3 separate regions of the Mus musculus genome follow, and regions 1 and 2 are each linked to region 3. A link is a loop called in an ENCODE intact Hi-C map of the cell type or tissue named here. Cell type or tissue: gastrocnemius. All regions are shown on one strand. Links, peaks and the distances in the headings refer to the core of each region. The heading gives the core; the rest is flanking DNA.

Region 1 (5,935 bases), core at 665-5,664, 100 kb after region 3:
ACCATATAGCCCATGCTTGCCTCAAAAGTGATAATTGTAGCACAGGTTGGCCCTGAACTTACCAACTATAGTCCTGGCTGGCCACAAAAATCACAATTTGAGTGCTAGGATTGCAAGTATGCACAACCATGGTAGGGTCTAATTACAATTTTTCTAAGATTTCTTTTATTTTTTAAACTTATTTGTGTAAGCTGTAAGTGGGTCTCCAGAACCCAGAAAAGGACATCCAATTCCCTGGAGCTGGGGTTACAGGTAGCTGTGAGCAGCCTAACATGGGTTTTAGGAACTGAACTGGAGTCCTCTGCAAGAACAGTACAGGTTCTTCACCGCTGAGCCTTTGCTCCAGCCCCCAAATGTAGGTGTTGATAATATAAGCTTACATTTATTTCCAGAGAAAAATCTGGTATTTCAGTCAGAGCAGGAATGTTGAGACGGCAGTTCCTCTCAATGCTTGCTTTAACTCTAATTTACATCTCCTGAGTGTGTCAGGACTCTAATGGCCATCACAGCTATTACGAATTATAACATGTGCACTGCAGCCTCCCTTTTTAAAGAAGTGCAAAGGAAAGTTTCCCAGGTATCCAAGGTCAGCCAGCAGTGAGTCAGTAACAGGGTTGGGAACTGCACTAAAACTTCAGTTCCTACTCTTCAAACCACTGGATACTTTCCCAACCCCGAGAGAGGAGAGTCAACCAGCTATTTCCAAACGCTTCGGGAGTTCACTGACAAGAATAAAGACAAGTCAGAAGATTCACCTTGGACCAAAGAAACAAGCTTACGTTTGCACACCATCATTCCTTCCCTTGTCCTCCTAACCGTACAGTGCAACATAAACAGCAGCTGACTTTGGATATAGCCATCCCTGGGAACACGTCCTCTTCAATATGGACAACGTACTTTCCCACTAACTGAACATTTATAAGTGAATCTTCCATCACCTTGTCACATTCCGTTGGAGGTGCTATGGAGTGCATACATTTCCTTACTCTCTCAATGGTCAAAAGTTAAAATAAGCAATTCTTGCCAGTGACCAAAAAATAAAAAAATAAAATAAAATAAAAGCGCCAATAAATTGCTGCTTTTAACGAGACATTTTAAAACTCGATTGCATGCGTCACAGAATTACTGTTAAGTTCTTGGCTGGTTACTTTAAAGTAGCATTTAAGGCCTATCCCTCCCTGTTTGGGACATAGCCTGACTCGTTAGACAAGATAAATCTAGGCACGCTCACACACAACACCTCTGAAGCAACTTAGCCTATTTGAAAACATAATTCCAACCTCCCTAGTCTTGAGTACTCAGCCCTCTTACACTGCAAGGGACAGAATGACCCTCTTCAAAAACCTTTCGGGAGACGGTTCCCTCCGCGGAGACAATGACAGGCGACCTCCCGGAAAGGTTTTTGGAAACAGTGCTGACACCAGGAGAAGTGTCAGTGCGGCAGCAGGTGGAGTAGCCCTGCGTGCCGAGCAGGTCCTTTCTGACCTAGTCTCCAAGTCCTCCGCCTCCCTGTCCCGGTTCCGCCTTACGGACCTTTCCAAGCCGCCTCGCGTCCCGGTTCTCTCACCCAGGGCAGGACTCTCGAGCCTCCCGGGAAGCGAGGCCACCTAAAACGGCCGCCGCACCTCTTCCGGGGACTCGCAGGCCCGCTCCCGGGCGGGATCGGAACCTGACAGACCCCGCCGGGGGAGGAGGCGACCGGCTACTCCCGGGGCATCTCCGCGACCCGGCTCCAGAGCCCCCTCCTCCCCTAGGAGGCAGCGCTGCCGCCGGCGCCTCACTCCCGAAGCCCCCTCTCCTCCGGAGCACCTCAGCGGAGTTACCGGCCCACTCAAAAGTACAAGTGCCGGCCGCCCCCACCGGTCACCCCGGCCTCGCTGTCACCGCCCAGCTCCCGGCCTCGGCCCGCGCCGCCGGCGCGCCCCCGGTGACGCCCGGGTCGGTACCTTGCGGACCCCCTTGTAGATATAGAAGTAGAGCTCCCGGCCCACATTGAAGCAGAGGCGGTCGCCGTTGCCAGACTGGTCGTTGAGGTTTACGAAGGAGACGCGGACAGGGTTGGATCCCTGCGAGTTGAAGGGCACCCGGTTGGGCCGGCTGTACTCCGAGTGCTGCAGCAGCTTGTACAGACCTTCCCGGGTGGTGAATTGGGTCTTAATCTCGTTCATCTCCTTCCCTCCTCCCTCCGTCGCCATCTTGGAAAGCAGCGTTCATCCTGCCCTAAGTGCCCGGATCACGCCCACCGCGCAGGCGCCGTCCTCGGCCGCTCGCTTTCTCCACTCCCCACCCCCTTCTCCGCGGCCCCGCCCACTGGCGAGCCAGCCCCCACGAAGGCGGGCCGAAGCGAAGGGGGCGGGCTAGTTTTTAATGGTCCAACTGCGCACGCGCGCTCACCTGGCGCGCTCCACCCGGAGGGGCGTGCGCAAGCTCCTCCCCTGGGTGCCGCCCTCCTGGTGCGGGTCGAAGCGAGCGCGCTGAGCGTTGGTGCGGGGCTCCTGTCTCGCTCTGCAGCTTCGCTGAGGGACCCGATCCCTAAGAGACGCCACCGCGTTGGCCTTGGCCAGCTGGTGGTCCCGGCAGAGCCTGAGGCGAGCAGTGAAGTCCGGTGTTTGGACGTGTATGTCCCAGCTGTCCGCGATCCTCCCTGGGAAGCTAGGGAGGACTCCGACGGTCCGCTTGGGTGCGGGGTACCGATGCCTGGTGACAAGCCCCTCTACGTCTCACAGAAGATATCGATGGATTGGGCTTTATTACAGCTCAGGGTTTGGTTTGGTTTGGTTTGGTTGGGTTGGGTTGGGTTTTGTAGGCGGGGTGGGAAGAACCGCATGAATGTACAGGACTTGTGTTTTCAAGTCTCACCTGAAACCTTCCTGGTGAGCATTGGCTTGTTCTTGAGAAAGTAGGTTCTGTCGGAACTTCTGTCTCCTGTGCCTCTTAATAAAGGTTAAGCTAATTGATTTTCTTAAAGCCTCAAACGGAACCTGAAGTTGTTTGCCAGGAGAACCATCGAGTTGTGCTGAATATCCTGTACAAAGTATTAGGTGAAGGCAAGCGCACACATTAAAGTAGGACCTAACAGTCACCATTTGATGCTTCGATTTCTGGGTGTGTGCACTGGAATACAAAGGCTTCTAAAGTGATAAACGTTAAAATAGAATTCTAGAGCGGAGAAAATGTTACACGAAGAATGACCTATCCCTGAGAAATCCTGTCTGTAGAGCGAGCCCAGTACACTGTGGGCACCTGTGCTTCCAGACAGAAGGAATGCCTGAGCCCGGAGCTGGGAGGCTGCTACCCGAGCCCACAGACCGAGACTCCAACCTCACAAAAATTAATTGTACACAAGGGGGAGTGTTCTAAAGAAGTATAAATCATAGCCATTTTATGTAGTGGGAAGCAAGTACAGACACAGTAGAAACTGTGCCAGTGATGTAATAAGGCATTTGACTAACATCCTGTAGAACTGGCAAAAGAAAAAAAAAAAAGCACTACAGTAAATCCTTTTTTTGTTGTTTTTGTTTTTGATACTGTATTTCACTAAATAGCCCTGGCTGTCCTGGAACTCAACCAGAGATTAGGCTCCAACTCAGAAATCCATCTGTCTTTAACTACCAAGTGCTGGGCTTAATGGCATGAACCACACACCCAGCTTTAAAATCCTTTTTTTTTTTTTTTTTTGGTGGTTTTTTTTTTTTTCTTTTGGTGTTTTTTTGAGTTCTGGATCAAAGGCATGTGCCACCATCACCTGACTTTAAAAGTCTTCTTAATACATCCCTAGAATGCACTTTAAATTTCATTTTGTTGTTATTTGTCTTTTCCTATGAATGCAAATTTGTCTTTTCCATAAAATGCAAATATGGATCACAACTCTTAAAAATACTAGGGGGTGTTCAGTGGATAATCCCAAGCTCCCATAGCTATGCTATTTTGTACCAAAAACATGTTTATAATGGTCATCTTGAAGGATAAATAACAGCCTGAATTATCTAAAAAGAATTCAGTTTGAATTTCTAGTTAATGGGGGAAAATATACTTTGGGAGGGGACACCTCAGCCAGCAAAAACTGAAAAAAAAGTATATTGACCTTCAACCATAATATTAAATTTCCCATGAGACCAATATACTACTGAGTATGATGACATATGCTTTAATTTCAGCATTTAGGAGGGCGAGACAGATAGACATTAAGGCTGTCCTGAGTACTACACAGCCCACAAAGGGCCACATACTGAAACTTTGTCTTAAAAAAGTAAAAGACCACTATGCCTTAAGATTTACACTGGGAGCTGGAGAGATGGCTCAGCAGTTAAGAGCACTGGCTGCTCTACCAGAGGTCCTGAATTCAATTCCCAGCAACCACATGGTGGCTCACAACCATCTGTAATGGGATCTGATGCCCTCTTCTGGTGTGTCTGAAGACAGCGACAGTGTACTCATATACATACAGACATACATACATCATATATAAATATTCTTTTGTTTGGTTGGTTGGTTTTTCAAGACAGGGTTTCTCTGTGTAGCCCAGGTTAGCCTCGAACTCAGAAATCTGCCTGCTTCTGCCTCCTGAGTGCTAGGATTAAAGGTGTGTACCACCATGCCCGGCTACATACATAAATATTCTTAAAAAATATTTATATTAGAGTTTGTTTGTTCCTGTACAAACTGAACATTTTGCTTTGCCAGACATGGTAGCATCCTCCTGGGATGCTGTCATTCCTACAGACTGAGAAAGGAGGATGGAGGACCCAAAGCCAGCCAAGCATCACACCTGTGATAGCAGTGCTCGGGAGGTGGGAGCCGAAGGATGGAGTCAGGAGTTCAAAACCATCCTCAGTCATGTGTGATGGTTGCACATACTTGGCCCAGGGAGTGGCACTGTTAGGCGGGGTGGCCCTGTTGGAGTAGGTGTGTCACTGTGAGTGTGAGCTTTAAGACCCTCATCCTAGTCGCCTGGAAGCCAGTCTTCTGCTAGCAGCCTTCAGATGAAGATGTAGAACTCTCAGCTCCTCCTGCACCATACCTGCCTGGATGCTGCCATGCTCCTGCCTTGATGATAATGGACTGAACCTCTGAACCTGTAAACCGGCCCCAATTTAATGTTGTCCCTATAAGAGTTGCCTTGGTCATGGTGTCTCTTCACAGCAGTAAAACCCTAAGACCTATAGTCACTTGAGAAACCAGCCTGGCCAGCCTGGGTGTACTGGCTGGTTATGTGTTTCAGCTTGACACAGGATGGAGTTATCACAGAGAAAGGAGCTTCAGTTGGGGAAATGCATCCATGAGACCCAGCTGTGGGGCATTTTCCCAATTAGTGATCAAGTGGGGAGGGCCCCTTGTAGGTGGTACCATCCCTGAGCTGATAGTATTGGGTTCTATAAGAAAGCAAGCTGAGCCTTTAATCCCAGCACTTGGGAGGCAGAGGCAGGTGAATTTCTGAGTGCAAGGCCAGCCTGGTCTGCAGAATGAGTTCCAGGACAGCCAGAGCTACACAGAGAAACTCTGTCTCAAAAAGAGAGAGAGAGAGAGAGAGAGGGAGAGAGAGAGAGAGAGAGAGAGAGAGAGAGAAGGAAGGAAGGAAAGGAAGGAAGGAAAGAAAGGAAAGAAAGGAAGGAAGGAAAGGAAAGAAAGGAAGGAAGAAAGAAAGAAAGAAGAAAAGAAAGAAGAAAAGAAAGAAAGAAGAAAAAGAAAGAAAGAAAGAAAGAAAGAAGAAAAGAAAGAAGAAAAGAAAGAAAGAAGAAAAAGAAAGAAAGAAAGAAAGAAAGAAAGAAAGAAAAAAAGAAAGAAAGAAAGCAAGCTGAGCAAGCCAGGGGAAGCAAGCCAGTAAGAAACATCCCTCCATGGCCTCTGCATCAGCTCCTGCTTCCTGACCTGCTTGAGTTCCAGTCCTGACTTCCTTTGGTGATGAACAGCAGTATAGAAGTGTAAGCTAAATAAA
Region 2 (5,935 bases), core at 638-5,637, 120 kb after region 3:
GGCAACTGAGGTGGCCACCTCTTGTGGCCAGTCGGGGGAGAGACCCAAAATTTATAGTGCCTGTCTTCTTCTTCTTCTTCTTCTTCTTCTTCTTCTTCTTCTTCTTCTTCTTCTTCTTCTTCTTCTTCTTCTTCTTCTTCTTCTCCCCCTCCTCCTCTTCTGCCCTCCTCCTTCCCCTCTGCCCTCCTCCTATTCTTCTTCCTCCCCTCCTTCTCCTCCCCCTCCCCTCCCCTTCCCTCTCCTCCTTTTCTCTTTAGGTTTTCTGAGACAGGGTTTCTTTGTGTGCCTCTGGCAGTCCTGGAACTTGCTGTACACCAAGCAGGCCTCAAACACACACAGAGATCTACCTGCCTCTGCCTTGCCTCCCAAAAGGTGTGAGCCACCACCGCCTGGCAAGGCTTGAGCTTATATTTGACTGTAAGAAGACTGGAGGGGGCTGGTGATATAGCTCAGTGGATAAGAGCACTGAGTGCTCTTCCAGAGGTCCTGAGTTCCATTCCCAACAACCACATGGTGGCTCACAACCATCTGTAATGGGATCTGATGCCCTCTTCTGGTGTGTCTGAAGACAGCTACAGAATGCTCAAAAACATAAAATAAATAAATAATTTGAAGGAGGAGGAGGAGGAGGAAGAGGAGGAGGAGGAGGAGAAAGAGGAGGAAGAGAAAGGAGAAAAGACCAGAGGTCAACAACAGCAGGCGTTATCCCTGAGGACATTCCATCTGCTTTGTCTGTTGTTGCATGTGTAGACCAGGCTAGCCTCCAACTCACATACAGGTCCCTTTGTTTTTCCTTTTTGAATGCTGAAATTAAACTCATACAACCCATATTTTTCTTATACATTAAAATGCAAATGTCTAATTTGTTATTTGTTTGTTTGTTTGTTTGTTTGTTTGTTTTAGACAAAGTCTCACTTCATAGCCTAGGCTAACCTGAACCTCATGGCAATCCTCCTGTCTCAGACACCTGAGTGCTAAGATTCCAGGTGTGAGCCATCATACTGAGCTTTTCTTTTTTTTTTAAGGGGTGGAAGGTTTCGAGAGAGGGTTTCTCTGTATAGCCCTGGCTGTCCTGGAACTCTCTCCCTAAACCAGACTGGCATCGAACTCAGAGATCTACCTGCCCCTGCCTCCCAAGTGCTGGGTTAATTGTGTGCCACCATTACCCAGCTCATACCCAGCTTTTTCTTCTATTAGAAGGTTTTATGTTTATTTTGGTTGTAATAATGCTCGCTTGTAGTCTTAGCACTCGGCAGGAGGAAGCATGTGCTTTTCCGGGGTGGGGGTAGGGTGCACGTGTGTGTGTCCATAATGAGGGGGCATGAGTACAATGGGGCCACACAGGGAGGTCAGAAGACAGCATTGAGAAATCAGCTCTCTCTCCTTCCACCTGGACGTGGGTCCCAAAAATTGAGCTCAGTTTGTCAAGCCTGCGCAGCAAGAACCTTAACCACTGAGCCATCTTCCCGTCCTCACTTTTGCAGTTTACTGTGGTACCAGGGATTGAACCCAGGGCCTTGTGCTTACTAGACAAGCACCTCCACTGGGCTGTATCTCCAGCCCTCCTCTTCCTTTATTTTGAGACAGTCTCTGTTTCCCAATCCTGCTTAAGCCTCCCAAATAACTGGGATTAGTGTTGTATGCCGCCAGGCCCTTTTCAAAAGCAGCACAGTTAATATTAGCACATATGTGATGCAGGCATTATGCTAAGTGCATATACATATTTCCCTTTGAAAAATGTATATGAGTTGCCGGGCAGTGGTGGCGCACACCTTTAATTCCCAGCACTTGGGAAGCAAAGGCAGGCAGATTTCTGAGTCCAAGGCCTGCCTGGTCTACAGAGTGAGTTCCAAGAAAGCCAGGGCTACACAGAGAAACCCTGTCTCAAAAAACCAAAAAAAAAAAAAAAAAAACAACAACAACAACAAAAAATGTATATAAGCATTTTGCCTGCATGTATGAATGTGCACTACAAACCTGCAGTTCCCAACGAGGGCAGAAGAGGGTGTTAGAACCTCTGGAGTTACAGATACTTATGAGCTACCATGTGCCCTGTGGTTGCTGGGAACCTCTGCAAGAGAAGCCAGTGCTCTTAGACACTGAGCCATATTCTGGGCCCCTATGCTTTCCTAATCATAAAAGACTTAGTGAGGCAGGTAACATTTCCTCCTCCTACAAATGAAAAGACTCTCATACACTGATAGGTCTTGTTCATGTTACGGCCCTAGAGTTAGATACTAGTAAATAAAAAATTGAGTTTAGGTCTTAAAAAAGAAATATCAGGCCAGGCAGTGCTGGCACATGCCTTTAATCCCAGTGCTTGGGAGGCAGAGGCAGGCAGATTTCTGAGTTCAAGGCCAGCCTGGTCTACAGAGTGAGTTCCAGGACAGCCAGGGCTACACAGAGAAACCCTGTCTCAGAAAAACAAACAAACAAACAAAAAGAGAGAGAGAGAGAGAGAGAGAGAGAGAGAGAGAAGCATCAGCCAGGGTAGCCGCTTACCTTTTCAATCCCAGCACTGGAGAGGCAGAGACAGGAAAATCTCTATTGAGTTAGAGGCCAACCTGCTTTACTAGGGAGTTCCAGGCCATCCTCGGCTACATAATGAGACTCTCTCAAAAACAAAACAAAAGAGGAACCTCCAAAGTCAGACATGGTAGCTGTGCTGTGTTTGTATTCTAATGCCTTTGGAGGACTAGAACCAATAAACAGTTATAACTGTCTATGTAATGACAGAGATAGTTAGAGATGAAAATTTAAAAGGGCATTTATTGGGTTATCTTACTCAATTGGAGGCTAGGTCATGCAAACATAGCCATCTGCACACCTTGTAGCTGCAGCACAGTACAAGAAGCTGGGAGGCCCAGAATGAGAGACAACAGTGACTCAGCCTCAGGTTCACGGCCTGGGTTTTCCCTGGGAGCCACTGATGTGAGTCCACGCAGCTGTCAAAGCTATGGGACAGCACTGCCCACATCCGGTGAGCCTTTCCCCTCAGTAACTGCCCCACCTTTCAGTCCTCTCTGGGCGTGTCCTCACAGACACACCCAGAGTGTACTTTTCTGATCCCTTAGGCATCTCAACCCAGTCAAAGTTACAATCAAACTTCACCATCACAAGCTCACCATTTGTGAACGTGGCTCCCAGCATTTCTCCTTACATCGTACTTAATCTCCAAGTACAGATGATGATGATAAGAACATCCATGGCAGGGCAATGGGAGAAGCCATGGCATCCTACAGCACACAAGGAAGGAGAGCCCTGGTGGGATGACGACACACACCCACCCTTACACGGCTCAGCCTCAGTGTTCCTGACTTGTTATCCTTTACAGTAGGGACAAGGCAGCTGGCCCTCCAGATTCACCATTGGCTTTGTCACGGCTGTCCAGGCATGTCCAGGCATGTCACGGCATGTCCAGGCATGTCCAGGCATGGAGTGTTGAGGAGTCTGTTTCTTTAATCCTGGATAAAAGAATGGTGACAAGAATTCCACCAAGTCTAGCCTGGTGAGCCCATGAGTTTAGCTGAGACTGATTATAGGAGCTTAAGTGAAAGATAACTTACAGGAACACAGACAACGCAAGTAGTCAATTGGTGCCATAACAGAACAGTCTCCTCTCCACCAGCGATTGTTATCGGATCGGATTATTCATCCTACAGACAGGGATGAGTCTCCTCCCACACTTTCAAAATATTACTGTTGGTAGCACTAATTCAGTGACAAAGGCAACTTATAAAAGGAAATCTGTTAATTTGGGGCTTTGAGTTGCAGAAGGTTAGAGTCCATGACTATCCTGACAGAGAACATGACAGAAGGCAGGCAGGCATGGAGGTGGGGCAGAAGACCTTACATTCTTATCCACAACAGGGAGGCAGAGGACGCTAACTGGAAAATGTGGGCTTTTGAAACCTCCAGGCTCCACCCTCCCAACAAGGTCGCACCTCTTTATCTTCCCACACAGTTCCACCCACTGAGAACCAAGTATTCAATAATATTAACCTATGGAGACCATTTTCATTCTAACCACTACAAAGTGCATATTGCTGAGTCTTGAAAAACTTAATTCCTGCCACCATGACCACTTTGGTCATGAGCCCATTAGGCAGAAACAGAGATTTCTGGGGGGTGGGGGAGCAGGAACTGACTGCTCTCCACAGAACAGGACAACTTATGTACTCCATTAAAGGCTGTTTCTGGTGAGCTCACTTTTTTGCGAGTTTACATGAGAACACAAATGAATATGTGAAGTGGAAACTTAAGGGTTCTTTGGAAAGTTGGTTGGATGGTGTTTTGCTGGGGCAAAACAGGTGAAGAAATGTTTAGCTGTAGTGGACACAGGTGAAAGGCTAAGGCAGACTCATGAGGGAACATTTAGCTGAAGCAGACACAGGAGAAAGGACGTTCTGCTAAAGCAAGCACGTGAAAGGAAACATGATGAAGGATTCTTTGCTAACAACATGCATGTATTGGTCTGCCTTACGTTGCATCGTTGAGCTGCATTTGTCAGGACTTCATAGAGAGAATGCACCAAAAACTTCTGGTGCTGTGCTGCAGTTTCCTGCCCCTTCCTCAGACTTGGGCTGATTGGCAGAGTGATGTCAGCTGAGACAGACACACATGCTGAGGCAAGATGTTTGGAGGGATAATTAGGACTTGACAAACAGTGACTGGAGTGAGCTACACTTGTGGGTCTGGTGTCTTTGGCATCTTCTGGCATCTTCGCTGATCTTCGTTTCTCTGAGAGAGGCACAGCTGAGAACTTCTCCTGGATTTCCTCCTGGTCCCTCCTGCTGACTGAAGCTGAGGCTGAGGCTGAGGCTGAGGTCTGGCTGTGTCTGCTAGGTCTTACCACTATTGTTGCTTACCCAACTCTACTGAACTGACTGCTGGTGTATCTATGGAGGGTTGATGAGTGAGTTGAGCTGCGGATGCTAACCTGTGACCTGAACTGTCAATTCCAGACAACACAGACAGGAGTTACTCCAAAGAACCTTTCTAAACAGGTCCACTTCCCCCATATCCTTTCTTTCCCACTACCTCTGGTGTTTGTGGGATAAAAAGGAAGTTAAAGCATTTAAGAACCATCATTAAATAGGTTTTGAAAAATGAAAGTTACAAGTATCTTGATGTCCTTTTTCTGCTCGGAGAGGCCGATCCCTGTGCTCTGTCACCATCTCCCCCTAAGTCCCTGACCGTCCACCCCAGCCATGGGCTACAGTTACACATCTGGCCATTTTTCCTTCTAAGTGAGACGTACAGCCAGATGCCCTGCCCAAAGTTCTGCCTGCCATGAGGATTTTCTCACTGTCCTTTAGGGATGTTCTAGAGATGGGCTATAACGCTGGGAATGCTTGCTTGCCAGTGGTGCCCACAAAACATGCAAAACAACTACAGAGGAGGCACTGGCCTTCTCCCTCTGTCAGCTGACCAGGGCACACTCCTTACGGCATCGATGCAGGAGTGAGAACTGTGAGCATTTAAACCACTTTAAGGACCTCAGGCCTTTCTTGGGCCCAGCACGCACTCATACACACACACACACACACACACACACACACACACACAAAACCTTTTGATGATAGCTTGCTGCTGCACATGTCTAATATTATGGTTTTGTGGGTCAGATAACAGCCAGCTCATGATGGGCAGCTTTGGACACATGGTAACTTAATGGCCCATGGTTAAACGTTCAGTTTGCGCTAAAGACCCAAAAACTGGCCAAGAACTCCCTTCTAAAGGGAGAGTAGTTATCTTAAGGAAATGGCAGAGCTTGACTCAAAATTGCAAGAGGGGTCTAGTGAGAGGAGTAGCCGCAGGCAGAGGTGCAGGGGGCAGGCCTGATGTCTTGAGGTTGAGCCCCGAATCCCACAAGCTGGCAGGAGAATCTGCTCTCAAGAGTCGTTCTTTGCCCTACACACACACACACACACAC
Region 3 (5,935 bases), core at 245-5,244:
TTCACTGGCAAGGCTGAATTTTATGCCGTGCTGGGGAATCGAACCCTGGGCTTCATACAAGCTAAACTACCAAATCAGCGCACCCCCAGCCGTATGTTTCCTTCTAGTAGAACTTTTTGTGTTGCCCTGTGTTCTGTTGTTTAGCTTTCTACATGAGAGTCGTTGGCCTGAGTGGATTTCGTTGAGTTCCTTTTTTTGGACGGTCAAATGCACGAGACCAGAGAGCAGCTGTGCTGTTTTTGTCTGTTTGTTGGCTCTTAGCCGGAGATGCCTTCAAGGGCTTCTTGCTACAGTCTGGGTTGGCTGTTCTCTATGCCTGCTGCCCAGCTCATCTTCCCAGCCTTCCCCATCCTGTGCTGGATCCCTCTCCCGGCAGCCCCAGGGGTTTGTCTCCCTCACTTTGGACGTCCATCATCCATGGTGACTCCTGGGAAGTGATGAGATCTCCTTTCGTGTGTGACCCCATTTTTGCCTCTGCCCCCACCACACCAATAACTGGGGAATTCTAGAAGAGAATTAGAAGCAATTGGAAGGCCACACTCCTCTTTTATGGCCAGTGAAATATTCAATGTCATGCCCCCTGTGCTTCTGTGAGTCTATCCCAAAGTTATCACATTGGGATAGACTCACATATCCCAAAGATATCACATTTGGGATAGACTCACAGAATGTGAGTCTATCCCAAAGTTATCACATAGCCTACGATTTAAGAAAGACAGTTTGCAGCAGGGGCAGTGGTGGTGTCCCCCTGCTTCTGTATCAAAAGATCTGGTGGAAAGAGTCACCTGACAGGAAAGCTGGAGTGGCAAAGGATAAAAGCATTTTCCAAAGTCTATGTAGCTGGAACTATGTAACCCAGGCTGGCCTTGAACTCGCAGAGATCGGCCTGCCTCCACCCATAGCCCCAAGCCACAGTGCTGGGACTAATAGCAGGAATGTGTGACAACCCCCTTTTCTCTGTGTCTCTTGCTTTTTCCAGACGCCTGAGTTGATTCTCCTGGCCTTCTTCACTAAGGCTCCATGACTCTAAGCTTGTCCTTCCTCTCCCCTCTGCAGCGGCTGGTGATCGAGCTCAGTCACTGAGTTCTAGCTTTTATCTTCCTCTTCACATTTTTAAATTTTGACATAGAGCTCTGGAACACACAGTCACAGGAAGGCAGAACATTTTCCATAGAGAAACCGAAGTCCTGCTTGTGAATTCTGGGCTTGGGGTGAGATGGAGAAACAGAAAACAAATAGGGAAATGAAAATAATTTAAATGTTTCACTCCCAATGTGTGCATATGAAAACTGTTAGACAAAAAAAAAAAAAGAAAGAAAAATAGACAAACAGAAGGGCTTTTCAGATGTTACTTCTATTTTTCTATTTATTTATTTGTTTATTTATTATGTATTTATTTACTTATTATATTACAGTAAGTACACTGTAGCTGTCCTCAGATACTCCAGAAGAGGGCATCAGATTTCGTTATGGATGGTTGTGAGCCACCATGTGGTTGCTGGGGTTTGAACTCAGGACCTTTGGAAGATCAGTTGGTGCTCTTAACCACTGAGTCATCTCGCCAGCCCCAGATGTTACTTCTAATTTGCTAAAACACATCAGTTGTTCCAGGGGCCAGTTTGAAACACACCCTCCATAAAATATGTACACGTTGAAACCCTTTGCGCCCAACTTCTTCTGGGCACAGAAACACAGGGAGTCAGAAGCCATGGGCTGGTGTCTGGGTTCAGTGATCCACCAGGAGGTGCCCCTGACAAAGCTCTTTATCATCTTGGGACTCCAACAACAGGATATATGGTTTCTATTGCCCAAGTCAGCAAAAACACTTCTCCCATCTGCCTGTTTAACTGGGTCAAAGGGTAAAGTTTGTCCTGAATCCTCAATGCTTAAAATCAGGCTTGCCCCTAGACAGATAAGAATGATACAGAGGTGACAGGTGCTGATTCCCCTGGCTTTTGGACAAACATTTATTAAGCACTTGCAGTGTGACAGACCCTGTCAAGCCTTAGGCAAAAGCCCCTAGGAATTGGGTGGGGCACCAGGGACATCTCATTTAGTCTTCACTGCGACCACTTGGGTAAGGATTTTTCTTTTTCTTTCTTTCTTTATTGAATTTAAATGCAGTTTATTTTTAGACAACCCACATGACTTTTTTTTCCCCTTTTTTTCTTTTTGAATTTAAATGCATGGGGTGAGAATTTTTCAACCTCACTTTACAGTAACAAGAATTTAGGGATCTCGTCTAGGTCGCTTTTCATTATATCTCCAATGCGTGCAACACTACTTTTAGCAAAGTAAATGTTTGTTGAATTAAGCAGTAAAACTTACAAATTACACAGCAGTAGCTATCAGGCTGCTTTGATGCTCAACTGTAGGTGTTGTCAAGAACAGGCTCCAACTAGTGTTACAGGCAGTTAAAGCTCAAGGAAATTGTTCTCGTCTGGTTCAACATCGTTACATTCTCGGGAGAGCTGGGAAGAGTCAGTCCCACCAAGGTCGCCTACTCACTAGGTAAGAAATTATACTTAAATTTAAAGCGGCGAGAGGTTGCGTAGCGACCGAACCGAGGCGGCAGGCTGCACCGCGCATGCGTGAACGGGCCAGCGGTTTTTAAACCCTCTCCTTTGCGCATGCGTATACGCATGTCTCCGGAACGCCCCTCCCTCCTAAGGGTCTGGCGGTTGCTAAGGCGACAGGAATACAATATGGCGGCCGGATCCTAACGCTCCCCAGCCAGGGACCACCGCGAAGGTCCTCGAGCCGGAAGCCACCTCTGGAAGGGAGAAGGCCGGTACCACAGTCTCCTCTTTTCTTTTCGGTCCGGGGCCGTCCAGGGGCTGACGGCGTCATCCGCGTTCAGGATGAAGAGTGAGTGGGGCCGGAGAAGGGCTGAGGGTCCCCGGGGCCTGCGGGGCGGCGCCGCAGGTACCCGGGGCTAGGCAGCGGGTTCTGCTGGAGTTTGAGGAGTTGTGTCATTTCGTTCATTCACTCGCTCATTCGTTCGTTCGTTCGTTCGTTCGTTTGTCGGATCGCATCTGAAATCTCAAGACATTGGCCGTCGGCTCTGAGCGCTCACACGGTGGCTCCCCGCCCCTGCGGGACGGCGGCTTAAACCGCGTTCGAGAGGGACGCTGGGCCGCCTATCTTACTTTCTGAGTTAAACAGTTGTGGTTCTGAAAGCATCCTTTTAGCGGAATGTAAAACGGTTGCTTAGAAGTTGGGAGATGAGGCAGTCTTTCTAGAAAATAGAAGGACTGGAAAACTGGACTTAGTGCCGGGTTTGTGGGTAACCTGGAGTCCAAATGCGACTAGACAAGTCGGTTTTGTTGGGACCGCTGTTTGATTTTCATAGATATACGGTTATGATTGCCTGTGATAGTGTAGCCAGAAGTGTAGTCTCTTACCGTGATTAGATTGTGTTCTCTGTAGTTACAATATCAAATTGACACTACATTTTAATTGCAGTGCAGTAATTTCTATGTACCATAAATGACATAACATTTAAAAAATAAGTCATCTCATTCACCCTTCAGTCTTGTGTCACTGTGTCACTCCCTTTAAGGAAGATTAATGTGGTCTTGAGGGGAGTGACGGGCGCATTCATTCCCCTCACTTAGAGGCAGAGGCAGTTGAATTTCCATGAGTTTGAGGCCAGCCTGATCAGTATAACAAATTTCAGGATAGCCAAGCCTACTAGACAGAAACTGTCTCAAAAAAAAAACAAAAAAAAACAAAAACAAAATCTGATGCAGTAGCATGCACCTGCAATCCCAGCATGCCTATGGTGAGATGGGAGCAGAGATAAGAGATTCCCAAAGAGCTCGAAGTTCAGGCATATGCAGTGCTAAACACCACAGACACTACTACAGGTGTTCCTCTCACCCCAGCTATGGTATCTTCTCTCTCCCTCCACACCCTTCTCTCTAGTATTCTCTCTCTCACCACAGATCCTATAGACACACTTAAAGAGGAGAAAAACAAAAACAAAAAAAAATTTAAGAAAAGTTAAAAAATAGACACATCATAAAATGCAAATTATATATGCAAAATATTAATTTAAAAAAATTTAAGTTTTATATATATATATATATATATATATATATATATATAGAGAGAGAGAGAGAGAGAGAGAGAGAGAGAGACAAGGCTAGCCTCAAACTCAGAAATCTGCCTGCCCCTGCATCCCAAGTGCTGGGATTAAATGCATGCGCCACCACCGCCCGGCTCATTTTGGTTTTTCAAGACAGGGTTTCCCTTTGTAGCCAAAGCTACCCTAGAACTAGCTCTGTGGACCAGGCTGGCCTAGAATTCAGAGATTAGCCTGTTTCTGCCTCTCAAGTGCTGGAATTAAAGGCGTGCACCATCACCACCCTAGGCCTCCAGAAAGTGGATTGTGGCCAAAGTTTTGGTAACACCCAGGTTTAGCCAGTTTTCCTGTCCTCCTCCTTTGCCTTGTAAGTCATTTGCATAGTGAGTGGCAAGGTGTCCCAGGGTAAAGTTAAGAGCATCCGCTCTGGAGGTGGAGGACATTGCAGCCAGGCACGGAGCTAGGCAGACCCACAGCCTCAGGAGTCCCTGCCGCCTCTCAGCCCCCTCAGCTCTCATCCTTAAACAGGTGTAGTGACAGCAATCTCCAGGGAAGATGCTGAGGATGCTGAGGGGTCAGGTAAGACGGTGTGTGTGTGTGTGTGTGTGTGTGTGTGTGTGTGTAAGACACCACTGTGTCTGGCATGCAGACTGGGAGTGAGTGCCTGGCTGGCCCAGTGGATGGAAGACATCGACTCGAGAGAGAAGATGAGCTTGACCAATCCTTACTTGAAGACATTTGTCCTTACTGGATCTAATTAGAGTCCTTACTTTTTCCTCTCTAGACTGTTTTTTGGTTTGGTTTGGTTTTTGGTTCTTTGAGACAGGCTTTCTCTGTGTAGCCCCAGTTGCCTTGGAACTCACTCTGTAGACTAGGCTGGCCTTGAACTCACAAGAGATCCGACTGTCTCTGCTCCCAAATGCTGGCAGTAAAGGTGTGTGCCACCACTGCCTGGCCTGTCTGATTTTTTTTTTTTTAAGATTTATTTATTTTATGCATGTAAGTACACTGTAGCTGTCTTCACATACACCAGAAGAGGGCATCAGATCTCATTACAGATGGTTGTGAGCCACCATCTGGTTGCTGGGATTTGAGCTCAGGACCTCTGGAAGAGCAGTCAGTGCTCTTAACCACTGAGCCATGTCTCCAGCCCCTATGTAAATGTTTTAATGGATTATTTAATCATACCTACAAAAACAAAAGCAAAATTATACATCCTAATACATGCTTTGCCATGCTATCAGAGGTTTTTTTTTTTTAAATATTTATTTATTTATTATATGTAAGTACACTGTAGCTGTCTTCAGATACTCCAGAAGAGGGCATCAGATTTCGTTACGGAAGGTTGTGAGCTTCCATGTGGTTGCTGGGATTTGAACTTGGGACCTCCGGAATAGCAGTTGGCGCTCTTAACCACTGAGCCATCTCGCCAGCCCCCAAGGTTTTTTTTTTTTTTTTTTTTAAGAAGAGAACAAGTTTAGTCAGTGTGCTCCGAAAAGAGCATCTGGAGCAGCCATGGACCTGTTTAGCATTCTCGCAGTGTGTGGGTTTTCTGTGTGTGCACACACTTGGAATATACATTTTCATGTATACTCTGCAGGTTTGCCAGTGCCACGGATCTCTAGTCAGTTGCCTGGGCTAGTGGATGTGGTATAGATGTAAATGGCTGTAGGGTTTTGAATAATTTTGTGTCTTTTTTTTTCCCCACCATGTTTGGTAATTCAGGTCGTTGTTGCTCAATACAGAAAATAATTAGTATGGTACCGCCCTCTTTGTTGAAAGTCCTGGTCTGGTTTTAGTAGTGTGGTTTGAAACACTTAATCTCCCAAAGAGACTCAAATGGATGGA

The links. A loop is a pair of places that touch in the nucleus more often than their neighbours do. Peaks named below come from ENCODE experiments on the same cell type or tissue, not always from the same donor. Only the 100,000 strongest peaks of a DNase experiment are listed, where the experiment ranks them.
Region 1: a loop joins it to region 3, with 4 times the contacts of the local background. A loop is called at or near these places in 23 of 42 quality-filtered maps.
Region 2: it touches region 3 in a loop (2.6-fold over the local background); 26 of 42 quality-filtered maps call a loop at or near these places.

What each region holds. Positions count from the first base shown.
Region 1 is chr12:110,734,289-110,740,223 of GRCm38, reverse strand. It overlaps Wdr20 (WD repeat domain 20), which reads right to left and starts at 2,224. Exons shown (of 3, transcript NM_027149.4): 1 at 1,947-2,224. The coding sequence starts at 2,195. In gastrocnemius, for the core only: no CTCF peak of the experiment used is centred there; DNase peaks (open chromatin) are centred at 2,295 and 3,262; H3K4me3 peaks cover 2,460 bases; H3K27ac peaks cover 1,756 bases.
Region 2 is chr12:110,722,703-110,728,637 of GRCm38, reverse strand. No RefSeq gene overlaps it. Among named protein-coding and RNA genes, the nearest start is that of Wdr20, 12 kb to the left of the region's middle. In gastrocnemius, for the core only: no CTCF peak of the experiment used is centred there; no DNase peak of the experiment used is centred there.
Region 3 is chr12:110,837,679-110,843,613 of GRCm38, reverse strand. It overlaps Mok (MOK protein kinase), which reads left to right and starts at 2,675. Exons shown (of 12, transcript NM_011973.2): 1 at 2,675-2,868. The coding sequence starts at 2,862. 4921507G05Rik (RIKEN cDNA 4921507G05 gene) reads right to left here and starts at 2,585. Exons shown (of 2, transcript NR_152102.1): 1 at 2,329-2,585; 2 at 1-1,205. In gastrocnemius, for the core only: no CTCF peak of the experiment used is centred there; a DNase peak (open chromatin) is centred at 2,630; H3K4me3 peaks cover 1,407 bases; H3K27ac peaks cover 862 bases.